2 separate regions of the Mus musculus genome follow, and region 1 is linked to region 2. The links are chromatin loops, found by intact Hi-C in ENCODE. Cell type or tissue: left cerebral cortex. All regions are shown on one strand. Each heading gives the region's core, and the rest is flanking DNA. Links, peaks and the distances in the headings are about the cores only. Region 1 overlaps Necab1 (N-terminal EF-hand calcium binding protein 1). Region 2 holds the start of Tmem64 (transmembrane protein 64).

The links. A loop is a pair of places that touch in the nucleus more often than their neighbours do. Peaks named below come from ENCODE experiments on the same cell type or tissue, not always from the same donor. Only the 100,000 strongest peaks of a DNase experiment are listed, where the experiment ranks them.
Region 1: a loop joins it to region 2, with 2.5 times the contacts of the local background. A loop is called at or near these places in 2 of 42 quality-filtered maps.

Annotation. Positions count from the first base shown.
Region 1 is chr4:14,957,389-14,965,727 of GRCm38, reverse strand. Necab1 (N-terminal EF-hand calcium binding protein 1) reads left to right here. Exons shown (of 13, transcript NM_178617.4): 11 at 5,643-5,720; 12 at 7,811-7,902. Among named protein-coding and RNA genes, the nearest start is that of Gm11837, 31 kb to the right of the region's middle. In left cerebral cortex, for the core only: a CTCF peak has its summit at 4,676 (motif pointing left); DNase peaks (open chromatin) are centred at 2,092 and 4,673.
Region 2 is chr4:15,262,106-15,270,444 of GRCm38, reverse strand. Tmem64 (transmembrane protein 64) reads right to left here and starts at 4,625. Exons shown (of 3, transcript NM_181401.3): 1 at 3,696-4,625. The coding sequence starts at 4,493. It overlaps Gm51436 (a long non-coding RNA gene), which reads right to left and starts at 3,688. Exons shown (of 2, transcript XR_003955370.1): 1 at 1-3,688. In left cerebral cortex, for the core only: no CTCF peak of the experiment used is centred there; DNase peaks (open chromatin) are centred at 3,875, 4,097, 4,374 and 4,769; H3K4me3 peaks cover 4,372 bases; H3K27ac peaks cover 2,321 bases.

The DNA.
Region 1 (8,339 bases), core at 79-8,078, 300 kb after region 2:
CAAAAGTATCACTAGTTGCAGATAATATGATAGCGTATACACAAGTGACCCCAAAACTTCCACCAGAGAAAAATTATCAAGCTGATAAACACCTTCTGTAAAGTGGCCGGACACAAAATTAACTCAGAAAAACCAGTAGCCTTCCTTTATATAGGCATTTTCAAATCCTCCTGTTAAATTCTGCGGAGCCATCCAGCCATCTAGGTTATGACATTTGCAGAGTTTAGCAGGATATTTTGTTTGATCCTTGAACCAGCGTTGATTTAATCATTTGGCACACCGAGGGAAATAAAATGGAAATAAACTGTGAATGAGGAAGGTTTCAAATAGATCGAAATTTCCCCCTTCTGCACACAGCAACCAGCACTCGTTGAAAATCATCTTTGTAGAGAAGGCTTTCACTCATGGGGGTCTGGCTTTGATTGCCCTGTGGACTAATGATCATTTCTGCCATTGTGGAAATAGAAGGGCTCTCCAAAATTATGCTCTCAGACCATGATTATTTCACAGAAGCAGCGGCAGCATTTATTTTCTCTCTTCACTTCATAGCTTCCTCTCAGCTGTTATGTAAAGAGTAATAGAACATGCTAAACTGCATCTGTAGTTTCTTGATATGACTGGTCCCGTAAATCAGTATGTGCATCATTTTCCACAAACAATGGTAGAATTCCTGCCATGGGAACTCTACAGTGCCCCTCCAAGGCATATCCTGTCGAATGCTAGCTCTTTGTCTAGACACGGAATCCCATATACACGGTCATCTGTCCATAATCCAGCAGTATGTGTTGCTTCTTAACATGCCTCAGACCTGGCCAGGCTGCTCCTTAAATATCCACTCAGCTGCTCTCTCATGCTGTCAGACATCCACAGCACAGGCCCAAACTCACCTGTTTTCAGAAAACTTCCACAACATATACCCCTTCCTGTGAAATTATTTCAACTGCATTCCCTAATGGTCTTTAAACATTAGCAGATGTGTGTTTGTGTGATGTACAACTGTCTTCATAGAAACACATGTATTATGTCTGTGTTCTGCTCTTCTTCCTGGTGGTTAATTAATTTTTTATTTATGGTGAAACCTACTTATCAGGTCTTGGGAAAAAAGCTAGAAGGAAACGGGAATTAAAGCCAGGGATACACAGCCTTGTGTCTTGGGCAATCTCACTGACTGCAAACCTCAACTTTCATCATCAAGAACCTCATGAAGGCAGACATGCTCACACCGGCCTGTGGTCCCAGCTCCTTGAGACAGGAAGATAACGCAATGAGGCATTGCCGAAGTGACAGAATGAGTTCAAGTCCAACCTGGGCAATTTTAGTGAGACTTTCTCTCAAACACAGAAAGAATTATGAATGTACTACAGAGGTAGAACTTGACTAGCATGTATTAGCCTTTGGATTCAATCCTTAGTACACACACACACACACACACACACACACACACACACACACGTCTCATGAAATGTTTATATGTAACGTTTATGTGTGAACTACCCAACAGTATCTTCCATCCACTGAGGAATGAAATGTGAGCTGCAGTCACCAATGCCTTCTTCCTGGCTGCTCTCCCATCTCTGCAGTATGAGCATCACTAACTCCTCACAACTTCCCAGTGTGGCCTCTGTAACAGACACTAGGAAAGGCTGCACTTCCTTGATTGCTATTCTACTTTGTGTCAGGGTCATAAAAGCACAAATAAAAGCATTTTACTCTTGGAAGAATTAGAGATTTGCCAAGGCAGGGGTGTATGTAGTTTTTCAAAGCCTACTCATTTAAAAATAAAACTGCTTCAAAAATACAGAAAGGCACCTATGCAATTGAAGAAGGTTGAACTCAGTAAATGCTTTTTGAACTGACAAAGATAGAAAGAAGAAAAGTCTATGCCAAATTCCCATGCTGGTTAGATGTTTTATATTCATTAAAAAGGTACAAAAGTTTTCAAGATTCTGAAACACTATTTTCAAATGCTGTGGAACCTGGGTGCAAATAGCCCCAGAAGAGAAGGAACCTGCTGTGGGTGGGTCAGAGAGTTAGAAAATCTGTGATGCTTGGTGCAAACCATGCGGAATCAGGAAGAACTGTCCCTGCTGTGCATGGAGGCGAGGAGAGGAGAGAATCCATTTCCTGAAGGATAGACGTGCAGCCTTGCCTTTTCCTTCAAACACCGCTGTGTTTCTTAGTGGACTTCATGCACTTCATGCAGATTCTGCAGCTAATTTCGTTTGCAGGGGTCGTCAGGATGTATACAGATGTAATGAGTGTCAGAAAACGACCACACGGGTGGAACACCTGTGGAAGAGACATTGCCCATTTAATTCAGTTTTTTCAGATGTATAAGTGAATCAGTTATGTTCTCTATGTGTTGTTGAATCATCAAATGCCACTAATGTCAGCCATTGGGATCCTGTGTACCCTCCACAGCTGCCTAGTGCTGAGTCGGTGAAGCGCTATGAATTAGCAAGGATTCATCTCCCATAGTGCTTAGCCAAGCCTCACCACACAAGACGAAGAGTGCTGCCATGGGGTGAAGCCTTAGAAGATTAGCAATTTTGCATCAATTTTCTTATTTAGTTTTCACGGGAATCATTACAGGCATATATTGCACCCAGCTTAGACAAAAAAAAAAAAAAAAACAGGGCTCTGGTGCATTAAAAAACTTGCTCAAGATTCACTCAAAACTGCGTGTTTAATCTTTCTCATCTGTACTTAAAAATAGTTGAATTATCTTTGTGACTAACTGGGGGTTGAGTACAAACACAAGATCCTTCAAGTTCCAGTAATATCAGTAATAATCTTGTTAGACTCAGGCAACTGAATTAGAACTTGTTCTGAGTATTCACCAAGAAAGTAGAAGTCCGAGGACAGACAGAGGCTGGGCCAATTGGGTCTTTAAAGACTGGTGAGGGCTAACAAGGTGGCTCAGGGTGTGAAGGTGCTTGCCATCAAGCCCAATGGCCTGAGTTCAATGAGATCTATGTGATGAAAGAAGAGAACTGACTTCCACAGCTTATCTCTGACTTCCGCACACCCATCCTGTATGCACGCTGGTACACACACACACACACACACACACACACACACACACACACACACTTGGAGAAAAACTCAGGCAGATCATTCATGTGAGTTGCTATATAATGATATATCATTATATGCTGCGCACTTTCTGTGCAATTACAAATGTTCAGCAGATTTTGTAAGAGAGCAGCAGTGGGATAAATGGATAGACAATGTGCTCTTAGAATAGTCCTCAACACGAGACAGGAAATAGCTCCTGCCTTCAAATGCTTCTTATGATCAAACATTGGAAACAGAATCCCTACTCATTAAGGTAGTGGGCAAATCAAATCATATTCTTGTCCTAAAATTCGCTAGTTTTTGTTTTTGTTTTTGTTTTTGTTTTGTTTTTTTCCCATTGGAGCTAAGTGATCTCTGAGGCTCTCAGCTGCAAAATTCCTTTGGATGTGGTCATATTTCCAATGCCAGGGGCCTAGGAACCATGTCTGGATTACATGCCAAGACTCGATCTTGAGATACCCTTAAGAACTAATGGGGTGCACTGAAGTATTATTAATCACTAATCTGTAAGGATAAGATAAACTATGGTAACTAAACCCAGACCTCTGTTTGTAGAAATGTGGGGTGCCTCTCCTGTTACTTCTTTTTCCCACTAGTTTGGCCCTGTGGGTTAAGCAGGGCAGGCACTCAGAGAAGAAAGAAAGCCAAGAGTAAGAGGGCCTCCTCTCCATTCCTCATACAACCATTTCACAGAGGGGTAAACTGAGATTGAGTAACGGGTTAAAGGTGGCACACTTGATGAGAGGTAGTTCTGTTAAGACATTCTTTACCCCATCACCCTATAATATCCTTCCTACCTAATCCTCAGTCTTTCACAAGCTTGGGTATTGTGCTAATGTGAATTTCACTGGGAGGGCAAGGCTGAGAATCAAACACCTGCTACACTAGTGCTCTACCAATGACATATGTCTTCAGTGCTTGCTTATTTGAGGGATACCACACCAGCTAGCCAAGGCTAGACTCCAACTTAAGATCCTCCTGCATCTGTCTTTCAAATGCTGGAATTACTAAGTTTATAGGCCTTTCTGTGCTAGTCCAGAAAATGTAATATTTTTATAGCACAATTACTGGGCTTTTAATATAATGAGTAATATCAATAATTAGTTTGCAAGAGGCAATTAATGATGACCTGAAATATTAGGGTGGATGTTTTAATCTTTATCCTAAAAAAGTAGAGTTGAAATTTGCCCGATATACTATTAGGTTCTATTTGAGCATTAGGGACACCTTCAAGACACTGAATAAGCTATCAGTTCTCGTCCCAGATAAACATATATAAGCACAGTAGTTTTCAGGCCACTGCAGAGGCTTATGGGAAAAGTCACAAAGCTTACCGTGAACTCCTGGGGTCAGAAAATTACAAACTCTCTGATGTACTAAACTATTACCATATAGCAAACACTTATTCAGAAAAATCTTAAGTTGAACTGGCAACATTAGCACATCATACCCAAGGGACCAAATTATATTTTAAAAAAAAAACAGTATTACAAGAATAAGGGAAAGAAAATATCTTTTAAGCATACTCCACACTGCCATGAGCAGGATCTTTTAAAACTAAAATAGATTTCAATTCCGTTCGTGAAGTTACTGCCACCTGGTGGTCACAAATAGGTAAATCCTAAATCTGCATTAATTTCATCGGTAGAGTCTTAAATATACTTTGAAACATTAGACTAAGAAAGATGTCATTGAGTTTTACATGCATCTCAGGTCTGTTTCTTCTTACACAAGCTCATGACCCTCATGGCCACGTCCCTCTGTCGCGCTGTTCTGATGTTGATGTGGATCGTCCTCATCTGTGTTCTTGCTTGTTTAACTTTTCTCTAGGCTTTATATGACAGCTGCCCTCTATTACACTCTACACGGCCATGAGCAGGACAGTTTTAAAAACGAAGAATTTTTAGTAAATTTTGGCATGAGAGATGTTTAGTAACATTTTCAAATGGGGGACTGTAAAGATGCTCAGTGGATCACTAGCTGCTCTTCTAGAGGACTCTGGTGAATATTTGAAATATTCACGTGGTGGCTCACAACTCTTACCCTCATTTCAGGGAAATATGATATCCTTTTCTGACCTCCATGGGCACCAGGAATGAAAATGGTGCACAGATATATATAAAACACAAAATACACAACTAGGAACTTTGAATAAGTGTTCAAAGATATTAATCTAAAACTGTATGCCAAAATAGATACCCTGAGCTATTCAGTTCTTGATAAAGCCGTTTACTATTCTTCCTGGCTCAGGCCACTTTGTTTCTTATACATATAGGTAACATTGTTGTATACTACATATACAGATGAGAAATTTTGGTTGTGTGAGTGTAGTGTGTCATGGGTATGTGTGTCAGCGAATGTGTGGGCACACATGTACACCCTGGAGGCCTGAGGCTGTTGGAAGTCTTCCTTGGTTGGTCTCCACATTCTTCATTGAGGCAAACTTAGACAGCTTGCCATGAAGATCTTTCGAGTTGGTATTTCTACTTTGCCCCGAGTCATCTCCCCTACGCCTCTGTCTGCTTCTGTAACTTCCAAGGCCCAATCATGCCTTTCTATTGCAGTATCTCTATACAGAAGCTCTCAAACGAATCTCGCTACATGATTTATGAGTTCTGGGAGAACAGCAGTGTGTGGAACCGGTAAGTTCCGAGGAAAAAATTACTTGTTTTCTGTTGGGGGTGGTGGCAATGTACACGATGAAGCGTTTAGACTGTTGGAAAAGATTTATTTGGTGCTAGAGATGAACCAAGGACTTAAGCGTGCTGAGTAAGCACTCCATCACTGTTACATCCCAGAAGCCCTGTAAGTTTATGCTCTGAAATGAAGTCCATTCAGTTGCCCAGGACGATCTTGCACTTACTCTATAACCCAGTCATGTCTTGAATTTGAAATGCTTTAGCCAGAATTCCAGACCTGCACCACCAGGTCTGAGGTGTTTACTTCATCTTAAAACTTGCCTTCCTTGTTACAATAAATCCTACAGTTGTCAGAATTTATTTCATACTGATCCCACCTTAAGTATTTGCATTTTACTGATGCTCTTGGTGAAACAGAATTCAACAAGTGTGGTGGTTTGAATAAATGCCCACCCCATAGACTTATGGTTTGAATGCTTGGATCATAGGAGTGGCACTATTAGCGGATGTGGTGCTGGAGAAAGTGTGTCACTGTGGGGGCAGGTTTTGAGGTCTCATATGCTCAAGCTACATCCAGTGTGACAGAAAGGCTCCTGCTGCCTGTGGGTCAAAATGTAGAACTCTCAGCTCCTTCTACAGTACCATGTCTGTCTGCATGCCACCATGTTAATAATGAACAAAACCTCAGAACTGCAAGCCAGCCCCATTTAAAAGTTTTCCGTTATAAGAGTTGCCATGATCATGGTGTCTGTTCACAGCAATAGAAGCCTTAACACACGAGGGCCGTGGGTGTTAAGGAGGATAAGTGATTGGGCATCATGCTTCATGAACTATATCATTTTGCTCTGTGAATATCATTCTGCTTCATTTAAACTATACACAGTGGTCAATATGTTTTTAATGTCCTTAAAACATTACCAAAAAAATACAAAAAGGAATAAAAGACATTGGAAAAAGTTACAAACCAACTTTGAGAGGAAAAATGTAAAAAAAAAATTTTTTTTTTATAAAGTGTGGAAAATCATGCTATGTTTTAAAAAAATAAAATAAAAAGGTGGCAGAAAGCACATGGGTGCATAGAGCGTGCTCCAGGGTAGTGACAGGAGCTAACATAGTTCAAACTGAGGGCAGGGGGTAGTTTATAGTGTTTTGTACTTAGTGATTGTTTCATGATCTCCCACACTTTAATCAATGGTGTTTTCTTTCCTGTTCCTTTCTTGACAATTTGGAGAGAGGAAGAAATATGTTACTGTCTTTTGTCCTTAATGACTATGTTTCTAGCTACAATAAACCTAATATTGGTAGCTGTTGGTCATCACAATTTATTTAAGTGTAACTCAACTCCTATACTTAAAAGTATTCCAGTGCTGTACTATGTCACAATCTAGTAAATTTACTAACAAATATGCAATTTTAAATATGACATGAAGGAACTTTTTATTCTATTACATAAACAGTTCCTGGTGATTTTAGGTAGCACAGAAAATATAACTCTCACTATCAGTGTTTGGAAGTGCTAAATATAGTAATAAAGGTAAGAGAAGTCTGGGAAGTTCAACTGATTTGTATTTCATCTTACATTGTTTTTTGTGGCTTCAAGGGGCAGTCCAGGGACGCAGCAGAGTGCTTGCCTGGTGAGAAATAATTGGCACTCACTGTGTAGTAATGAAGACACAGTCAGTACCAACTATAGCACTTCAGGCAGGGACCCTGACAGCAACTCCAAGCATTCTGGCCTTGTTAAAGATAGTTTAAATCCCACCTCATTCTCCAATCATGGAAAATTTACAGTTCCTGTTCTTTACATATGAACATATCAAGTTGCTTTTCATTTGTCCATTTCTCCTGGGATTTAGCCTACCTCCCAATGTAGCATGTCTAATATGCTTATCCTAAATGCCTTTCATTTAAATTTTGTGACAATTACTACTCTGTAGATTCTACTAAAGTTAAATAAGCATCAAGAGCAGACTATATCTGGGCATTTAGTTCAAACCACTCCAAATCTTGACATCAGGTTGGATTTGATCTCTGCTGTACTCTACCTAGGAAGGTTTAAATACGTGCAGCTTTAACCTGCAATCATTTTGCAGCCACCTCCAGACGAATTACAGCAAGACGTTCCAAAGAAGCAACGTGGATTTCTTGGAAACTCCAGAGCTCACATCTACCATGCTAGTTCCTGGTAACTATCCTGGAGCGTGCTCCATGCTTCTATGTGCTTTGCTGCCACCACTGCCCTGTCTTATAAGACAGCATGATCTCCCACACTTAATCAGTGGTGTTTTCTGTCCTGTTCCTTCATTTTCAATTTGAGGAGGGGAAAGAAATATTTTATTGTCTTTTGTCCTTAATGACTTTTTGTTTGTAGCTACATTAAACCTAGTGCTAGTAGTTAGTTGGTCACCACAATTTTAGTAAAATCTAAGTCAACCTATATACATAAAAAAGTATTCAAATGCTTTCTTATTACAATCTAGTATGCTGAATGCAATTTGAAATAAGTGATCATAGAATTATGTTAGAAAAGTTCATTATAATAGTTATGAAAATGATGTTTGTAAGTGGGAGAAAGAACAGGAGGAGACATGTTTGGAATGAGATTGTCTTATAAATCTGGGA
Region 2 (8,339 bases), core at 259-8,258:
GTGGACAGCATGCCAAGTACCAGAGGCATTAAGTCTATGCTAGCTGCTCTACTCTCTCCTACTGCCACACCATCATCATGCTGTGGGGTCAGGCCAGGAAAAGGTGAGATCCGCTACAAAGGACCCGTCAAAGTCCAGAATTAACTCACTGTTCTGAGCAACCAAGCTCAAGGCAACGCAACTTGGTCATGTATTTGAACCCAGTCATTTCTTAAAGTCTTGGAACAAATTTATTATTGTAAATTTTTTAAATTTTAAATTATTGTAAATTATTGTAAAGTTGGTCAAAATTTATGTTCATCGTACATAACTGCAAAATGGTAAAAGTTGAAAGGCTGAGTGTCTGGGGATCTCAATGTGAACTCTAGTTTAGAATCACACAACATGGTGAACTCAGTCATCTAGTTCCTTTCCTTTAAAACTGAAGTCAAAGGAGGGTATGTGAACTCACAGAATACGACAGGCAACTTGCTCATGCCCATGACCGTGTAGCTTGCTCAGGCTAGGAAAAATCGAGATCACTACAAGCGACACTTTAAAGCAGAAAATGCAGTTCCTTACTGACAGCAACCAAGTGCAAAGCAATGGCTCTGCCAGCCCAAATTCCAGAGTCAAAACAACATACGGCAGTGGGTCCTTCCCCAAAGCTAAGTTTGACACAACCCATACCAAGCAGAATAAAACTTCCCTTTTGGGCCACCGAAAACTAGAAGTTATCACTACAGCCTAATTTAGGCTACCATGAATACTCTAGTAAGAAAAGCATACAAGCCATCTCAAATGTGTCCAGTTAGGAACCGTCCTCAGCAAGACGCAAACTCTAAGTCCCGAGATCAGGACAACATGCAACGAGACCTGCAGATACAGGGTTTCCTGCAGATACAGGGTTTCCTGCAGATACAGGGTTTCCTGCAGATACAGGGTTTCCTGCAGATACAGGGTTTCGCCAATGGCCCTGCAGAGAGGGAGAGGTTTTACCTGTTCCCCAGAAGAAATGATGGGAGAGAGAAACACACTTGAAGAATTTTGTTTCTTATAGCTCAAGGATCAATACTATGTAGTGATATTTTCTATTTTGAGAGTATCAAATGTTGTGTGTGAGCTTGCTAATCTCTTTCTAGCATACAAGAGAGAATTAAAGAATTATGGTTAATAATTAGAAGCAAAGGGAGCCCTTTTTCATTTTCCATATACTCAACTTTTACAACTGGCTTCTGCACCAACAATAGGATGGGCAAGGAAAAATAATGCCTTCAAAGCAGTAGCTTAGTAGATACGCATGACTCTACAGCACCTACAAATGAGGAAGCATAGATGTCACGTAGCAGGAACCAAGCAAAGACTATTTTTTCAAAACCTGTGCTTTGTCTGACTTTTATACCTAAGTTTCTCTTTGCGCTAATTATATTCATGGTCATTGAGAAAATGAGAAGTTAGTCTCAACAGGAGGGGGGCAGTACTTTAAAAGACTCAATAAGGAGAAAAGTAGAAGACCAAAAAGTATGCTTGGCTAGGTATGATCGGCAGGAAGCCTTGAGGGTGGAGGCACAATGACGGTCTAGAAGGCGAAAGGGAGAAATCAGGTTAAAGCCAACTTCACCCTACACTGTGCTTTCTCGTCTCACAGATCCTGAGCAAGCACAGCCAACTGCTGAGGTTGAAAGGGCCTCTCCTGCGAGAAGACAGCCGAGGAGGATGTGAATCAACAGACCATATCCAGTGGCTTCCTGACCTATCCTGCCTGTTTGTGTTTGAGAACTGTATAGAAACACACACTGCATCAGCTGATTACATGTTGCAACTGCAGTTCTGCCTCGGCAGGTGACTCTAAAAGTTCCAAGATAAATAAATGAGGCTTTGTTTTCTTCTATCTAAAATGGTAACAATATCCTCCTGTAATAGAATTTTTTATTTTTTTCTCCTGATCCAGTAATGCCAAAATGAAAGGCTCCTGACCCCTGTTAAACTCAACTACAAACTGAGTAACCTCAAACTATTTGCAGTAGTATAGTACTTCTTATGAATTTAATATATACGAGACATTAGGAAAGGAAAAAGTTGTAATCAGTATATATCTTCCTCAATATCCATGACTTTACTAGCTAATAAATATTCCATGAAGAAACAGAGAGGGCCACAGGCTGAGGCTCTGTCTAAGCCATAGGTCAAAGTCTGGCTCTACCACTTATTTACTTCCGAGACGACCATAGGTGATTACAACATAAAGAGCAAACAGTAGATAAACACTGAAATGCAAGTCAGACTCTTACATATATATCACATGTAATCCCAGTAGCCTAACAGGCCAGGCCCAATACTTTCCTCACTTTGCAAACAAATTAAGGTGCAGAAAGAACAAGACACCTTAGCCAAGGTCAGCAGACGCCTAAGACAGGACAGCAGACTACCAGCATAGTCTTCTCATCTGTTGTAGGCAACAACTATTGGAAGTCATGTGTACCAGCTGAAGAATGGAAGATACCTGGAGAGAGCCTAGAATAGCAGTTGTCACATACTATGTAGACAAGAAAAGATGCAGGTTGTGCCAGAGACAGATCACACCACCAGAATTAAAACTATACATGCTCCTAATCCTCCATCATATTTCCAAGCCTTGGTACAGCTGATCTATTATAAGGCTGATCAAAGTTTATGTTCATATTTCACAACATGAAACAATAAAAGCTGAGAAAGGCTGAGGCCAAACTTACTGCTATCTCTCAATACATGCAGTTTCCTTTCAGTTGACGGGTGCATACCTGGGAATCTCAGGTATGAACTCTAATGTGCAATCACTGAATGTGGGAAACCCATTCAGTCTTTTTTCTGGAAAGTCAAAGCTGGGCATGGGGATTCATGTTTGTAATACAGCACTAAGGGAGGTTGAGGCAGGAGAATCACTGCCAGTCTAGGGTCAGCCTGAGCTACTCAGTGAGTTCTAGGATAGCCTGGGCTAGAAAACAAAACATAGTCGGATTAGGTTTCATAATTTGTCCTAAGGCCATAAAGTTCCCATCAAGTGGTTGCCACCTCACCAGCAATGATTTATACCTTTAACTCAGGTGCATCCTCGCTATAGAAGCCTACACAGAATAAACTAAACCTCTGACCATAAGTGCAAGAGTCTTTAGATAATGTGTGTAAGAAGAGCCGGTGCTCATTTTGTTTTTATGAACCACCCAGGTGACTTCAAATAGAGTTCTAAACAAAGATAAACAGGATTCTCAGCTTTTCCAAGACAGCAAACTACTTTTAAGAAGCTTACTACAAATTTAGGAAACTCCAAGAACTTGGGGTCTACTGCTGTCTCCTCCTCCACTGTTAAAAACAAAAGCGATCCATGCTCCAATATAACCAGAAACCTGAATCTGAACCCTGCTGCATTTATGCAGGGCAGAGAGAAAGCTGGGGAAGTCAAGTCACAAAGCTTTATGGCTCAAGAGCTACCAAAGTACTTTTTTTTTATCAAACTCATACACAAACACACGCACGGGGGGGGGGGGGGGGGATAGTTCTTTATCAGGTCTTCCAAGGGGCTGTGTTATATGAATTTGTAGTGTAATTTTTTTCAGGGTGCCATAAAAATGTCAATGACTCTTCTGTCATACAGAGCGCCTCCTAGGGTGGTCACAAGGCCTCTAAAAGACAAATTTGGAGAGAGCACGAGAAGGAGGGGCCAGGGGGACCCCACTTACCGAAAACACTGCATTCTGAAGCCCAAAAGGTATGGGAGTCAGCCGGGCCAGCGCCACCACCTTCAGGCCGCTTCCTCCCTCCACGACGCGGATAACGGCGCTCAGCTTGTCGCTGTTCTGGATCCTGGCAGCCACCCAGGCGGTGAGTAGCCGCTTGCAGACCACATGAGCGATAAAGGTGCCAATGAGGACGCCCACCACCATGAGCCCCATGCCTAGCACGAAGCCGTACAGGTAGCCGGCCGCCACATTAAGCACGATGTAGCCCCAACCGCAGGGGAAGGAGACCACGATGAAGCCCACGACGAAGAGCAGGACACCGAGCAGCGAGTCGAGGCTCTCCACCCAGAGCAGGAGGTGCTGCAGGTAGCGGCGGACCAGGGCCAGGGAAGCGAAGCACAGGGCGGCCAGCACGCACACCAGCACGAGGCTCCGGCACCAACAGGTGCTGCCGAGGCAGCAGCAGCGCCAGTTTCTCACCTCGGCCACCCCGACCACCACGCCGCCGCCGCTCCCGGGGCCGCCTGCCAACGCCCCGGCCGGCGCCGGCAAGTCCGAGGCCGCGGGCAGACCGTGGCGCTCCAGATAGGCGCCGAGCAGGGCGCCCGAGGCCGCCGCCGCAGCAGCAGCCGCCGCCGCGCTGGCCCCGCCCCCGCGGGGAAGGCGGTCCTCCGAGCGGTCCCCTCCCGCTGTCCGCTCCGGTGCCCAGCGGCCCGGCTGCTCCACGACTCCCGTCCGACCGGCGTGCTGCAAGGCCCGGGGCAGCGTGTGGGGCAGGCTCCCACCGGGGTTCCGCATGCCTCGGCCTCAGCCGGCCAGTGTCTCCACTCCCGCCGCGTCCCCCCGCCTGCGGCCTTCCATGGCACCCCGCACGCCAGGCCTCGGCTCCCTGCGTCCTCTCGCGGGGAGGGAACGGCCGGAGAAGGGCGGCAGCGGCGGTCGAGACGCGGTCCCGCCGGGAGTCGGTCGAGTCTGGACCCCGCGCCCGCAGAGCCCGCCCCCTTGGGCCCGAGGGGCGGGGCACGCGCAGAGGGGGCGGAGACATAGCTGGGTGGTCGGTCACGCCCCCGTGACGCCCGGCTGGTGCTGCGGATGAGTGGCGAGGTACCCGCGTCTCTCAGGCAACGGAGGCCTCGGCTGCCCGGGGCAGAAGAGTGAGGCGGAGGGAGGCCACGGGAAGCGGAAAGGGGACCCGGGGCTGCGCGCTCTCAGCTTCCACGGGCGCGCGCGTGCCTGCGTGTCAAAGACCCTTGGCCGCAGCTGCTGGGACTCTTGCCAAGTGCCTCTCTTTGGCTTCTGATTGACCTTTCCTGCAAACCAGCAGTGGGGTGTCGCTCTCCCCCAAAAGCTGTCTGGCGACTTTAGGGGAGGAGTTCTTATCTGTTCGTAGGAGGATAATTGTACCATCCCAGAGAGCAAAGTCTCCCAGTGGCTTCTAGATAACTCGGTTGTTTAGGAGCCCAGGGAATTGGTTGTGAAGAGCCACTCTTCAGAGAATGTGCCTTCTAGACCCTAGTCCTTTCCTGAATGCCAAGCACTGTGCTGCGTAGAGTGGAAAAGATTCCTCAAAAGACCTTTATAAAAAGGGTTGCTGTTACCAGCCCTTTCACGAGCTATGTATAGACTTATGACTGACCCAGTGCTAGGAGAGCAAGGTAAGGAATCAAAGATGTTAGCTAGAGTTCTTATCTGAGATAGTAGATAGAAGAAAGCCATTGACTTAAGGAAAATATTACAACTATGTACAAATGAAGTTGATGCATCAGAGTTGAGATGTCCATGATATCCACCCAAAAGTGGCATTCCAGTGGATGTTTGAAAATAGGAATATGGCGTTGACATGAATTATCACTCCTAGAAATTTTGACATTGATACACAGGCAACCGTTAAGACCATGGTTATGGATGACTGAATAGTAGTAGGTGTACTAAATATTCCCTGTATTCTCTACTCGGTCATAGTAGGCTGACTTCTATGTCCAGGCCTCGTGTTTGGGTCAGTCTCCACGATATATTCTGCCAAGTGACTTGTGACTAGCTTTTAGATGCTTTAGGAACCTTCCAAAATCCTTTCTCTCTTTGCCATTGTCAATTATTGGTGTTCCACAGAGTGAAGAGTAAGAATCCCAGTTACTTCTTGATGGAAGTATATAAATGAGTGAGAAGAAAAACCACGGACATGTGAGAGTTATATTATCAGGGCACTGTGATATCATCACTTCTGACTGGTGTGAATGAGAATAAGTCTGAGAAATTAAACCTTGAGGCATCAATATGCTACTTGGACCTTGTGAAGAGAATCCGAAAGACTGCCGAAATATTACTTAATATTTTATGATGATGATCATCATCATCATCTAGGCACTCCTATTTCCGTTTCTGCTCTGTCATTTACTCCCATACCGTACAGAAGCCTTGTGTTCGCTTCCAGTTCACATTGCAGACTAAAATCCAGATGCGGAGCCCTTAGCTCTGAGCCAGCTCTTGGGCTGCCAGCGCTCTGCACAGGCCAGTCTTGGATCAGTTCACCCATATTTATGCAGCACATGCCTATCCAAGATAACCATCTGTGTCCACTGGGCACAGTGCTCTGGCCACTGCAGTGTAAACTGTAACTGGACGTTTCCACTCTTGTGCCACTAGAATTTATTTCTTGTAGAATTATGAAGATTACATTTTACAATGGGAAAGGAGGCTTGCCTTGCTGCATTACACAGCATGATCAGCCTAAAACCCTTATGGGAAAATATTAACTCTCTCCCCTGGCCTACAAAGGTGTTTATGACCTCACCTGGCTGCCATCCCTACCTCACTGCCCTTGCCCTTCCCACACTAGCACACTGGCCTCCTAGCTCTCTCTTGCATTCGCAAGTCTCCTACTTGAGGTTGTTCACACTCTACCTCTGCTGACCTCTCTCTGGTGAATAGTCTTCCCTTGTCTCTTAGAAAGTCTAGTTTCCCTTTCCTTACTCATATTAAGCTCTGCAGGCCTCTGTTCAAAGATGACAGCCCTGATGACTCTCATCTGAAGGACCAGTCTGCCTGCCAAAGAGCTGTGGTACTTTTCTCCTAGCACAAGCCCTGCCTGAGATTTCCCTGTGTATTTTATCCTTCACTGTCTGTCTTCCCCAACTAAAGACACTGTGGAAGTTGCCATTTTTATTGTCTGGTGAGGCCGGATAACCTAGCTTCCTAGAATACCTGACAGACTTTGAATTTTAGGTTAACCTCCCAAGTCATGTGTTCATTATGGAGTTTTAATACATAATTTGTTCTTATTGCCCCACTCTCCTATTGTCTTCCTCTCCCCCTGACCCACTCTTAATAGTCTCCTTCCCGCTTAATTCCCTTCTTCATTCATGTAACAATTTGTATATTCTGTAACCATCTCTTTCACTCTTCCCTGCTTCCTTCAGACCTCTGACTTTGTAGTTCAACACACACACACACACACACACACACACACACACACACACACACATACATGGTTTCACATATGTGAGAGTAAGTCTTTGAGTCTGGTTTAGTTTACTTAAAAGATGTGTTACAGCAGGGCAGTGGTGCCGCACGCCTTTAATCCCAGCACTTGGGAGGCAGAGGCAGGCAGATCTCTGAGTTCAAGGCCAGCCTGGTCTACAGAGTGAGTTCCAAGACAGCCAGGGTTACACAGAGAAACCCTGTCTCGAAAAACCAAAAAAAAAAAAAAAAAAAGATGTGTTACATCTTTATTTCTACAACGTCATAAGTTCATTGGAGCTGAAGAAAAATTGCTTATGTTTATGTATCACATATGTAACACATTTTCTGGATCTATTCTTTTCCTTAGTATGTTTATAGGAAGGTTCCATTTCTTAGCAGCCATAAACGTGAATATGCAAGTACCTCCATAGTACATTACAGTGTCCTTTGGGTATATTCATCCAGGAATGGTATAGTGGAATAGGTTTTTTTGTTTATTTATAATATAAAGTTTTTGGTTTGCTTGTGTTTCAGGAAATATTAAAAAATGAACCTGTCAATTCTCTGAGCTCCTGCTTCTCTCAACCCGCCAACTCCCCAGAGGGGCCAACAGGCTTCTGGAGCTCCTGCCACCATCAACTCTCTCCAGCCGCACCCCCCACCCCCAGCATCTGGCTCACTTGTCCCTGGAGCCTCTAGTTCCCTCTCTGCCATCAGAAGTCCCACATACCAGTAACCAAGTAAAGCAAAACTCTTGAACCTTATAATTAACCAATCAGATTTATGTATCAATAAATTCTCAATTTACAAGAAGCCAATACAATAATTTCAGAACCAATTGATAATGATAAAAGCTATATCCTAATTATTCTAACCTTATGATATCATAACTACCTGTGGCTGGTTAAAGCCACCATGGTGCACGTCTGCCTCCATCTTTCTCTTTCTCCCCTGGGATGCTCTCTGGCTCTTCAACTCTTAGCTCGGCCTTCCTTTTCCCTGTCCAATCACAGGCCTCCTGCTGCCCTAATGTAATTGGACAGGAAAAATTCTGGGACATGCTTGGTTGCTTTTTGTTTATTTCTTTTTAAGAAACCTTCATCCTGATCTCCACACTGGCTGGCAGCACTGTGGTAGCTTACCCCCCAGCAGTGAATAAGGGTTCCTCTATTCCCACAGCCTCAT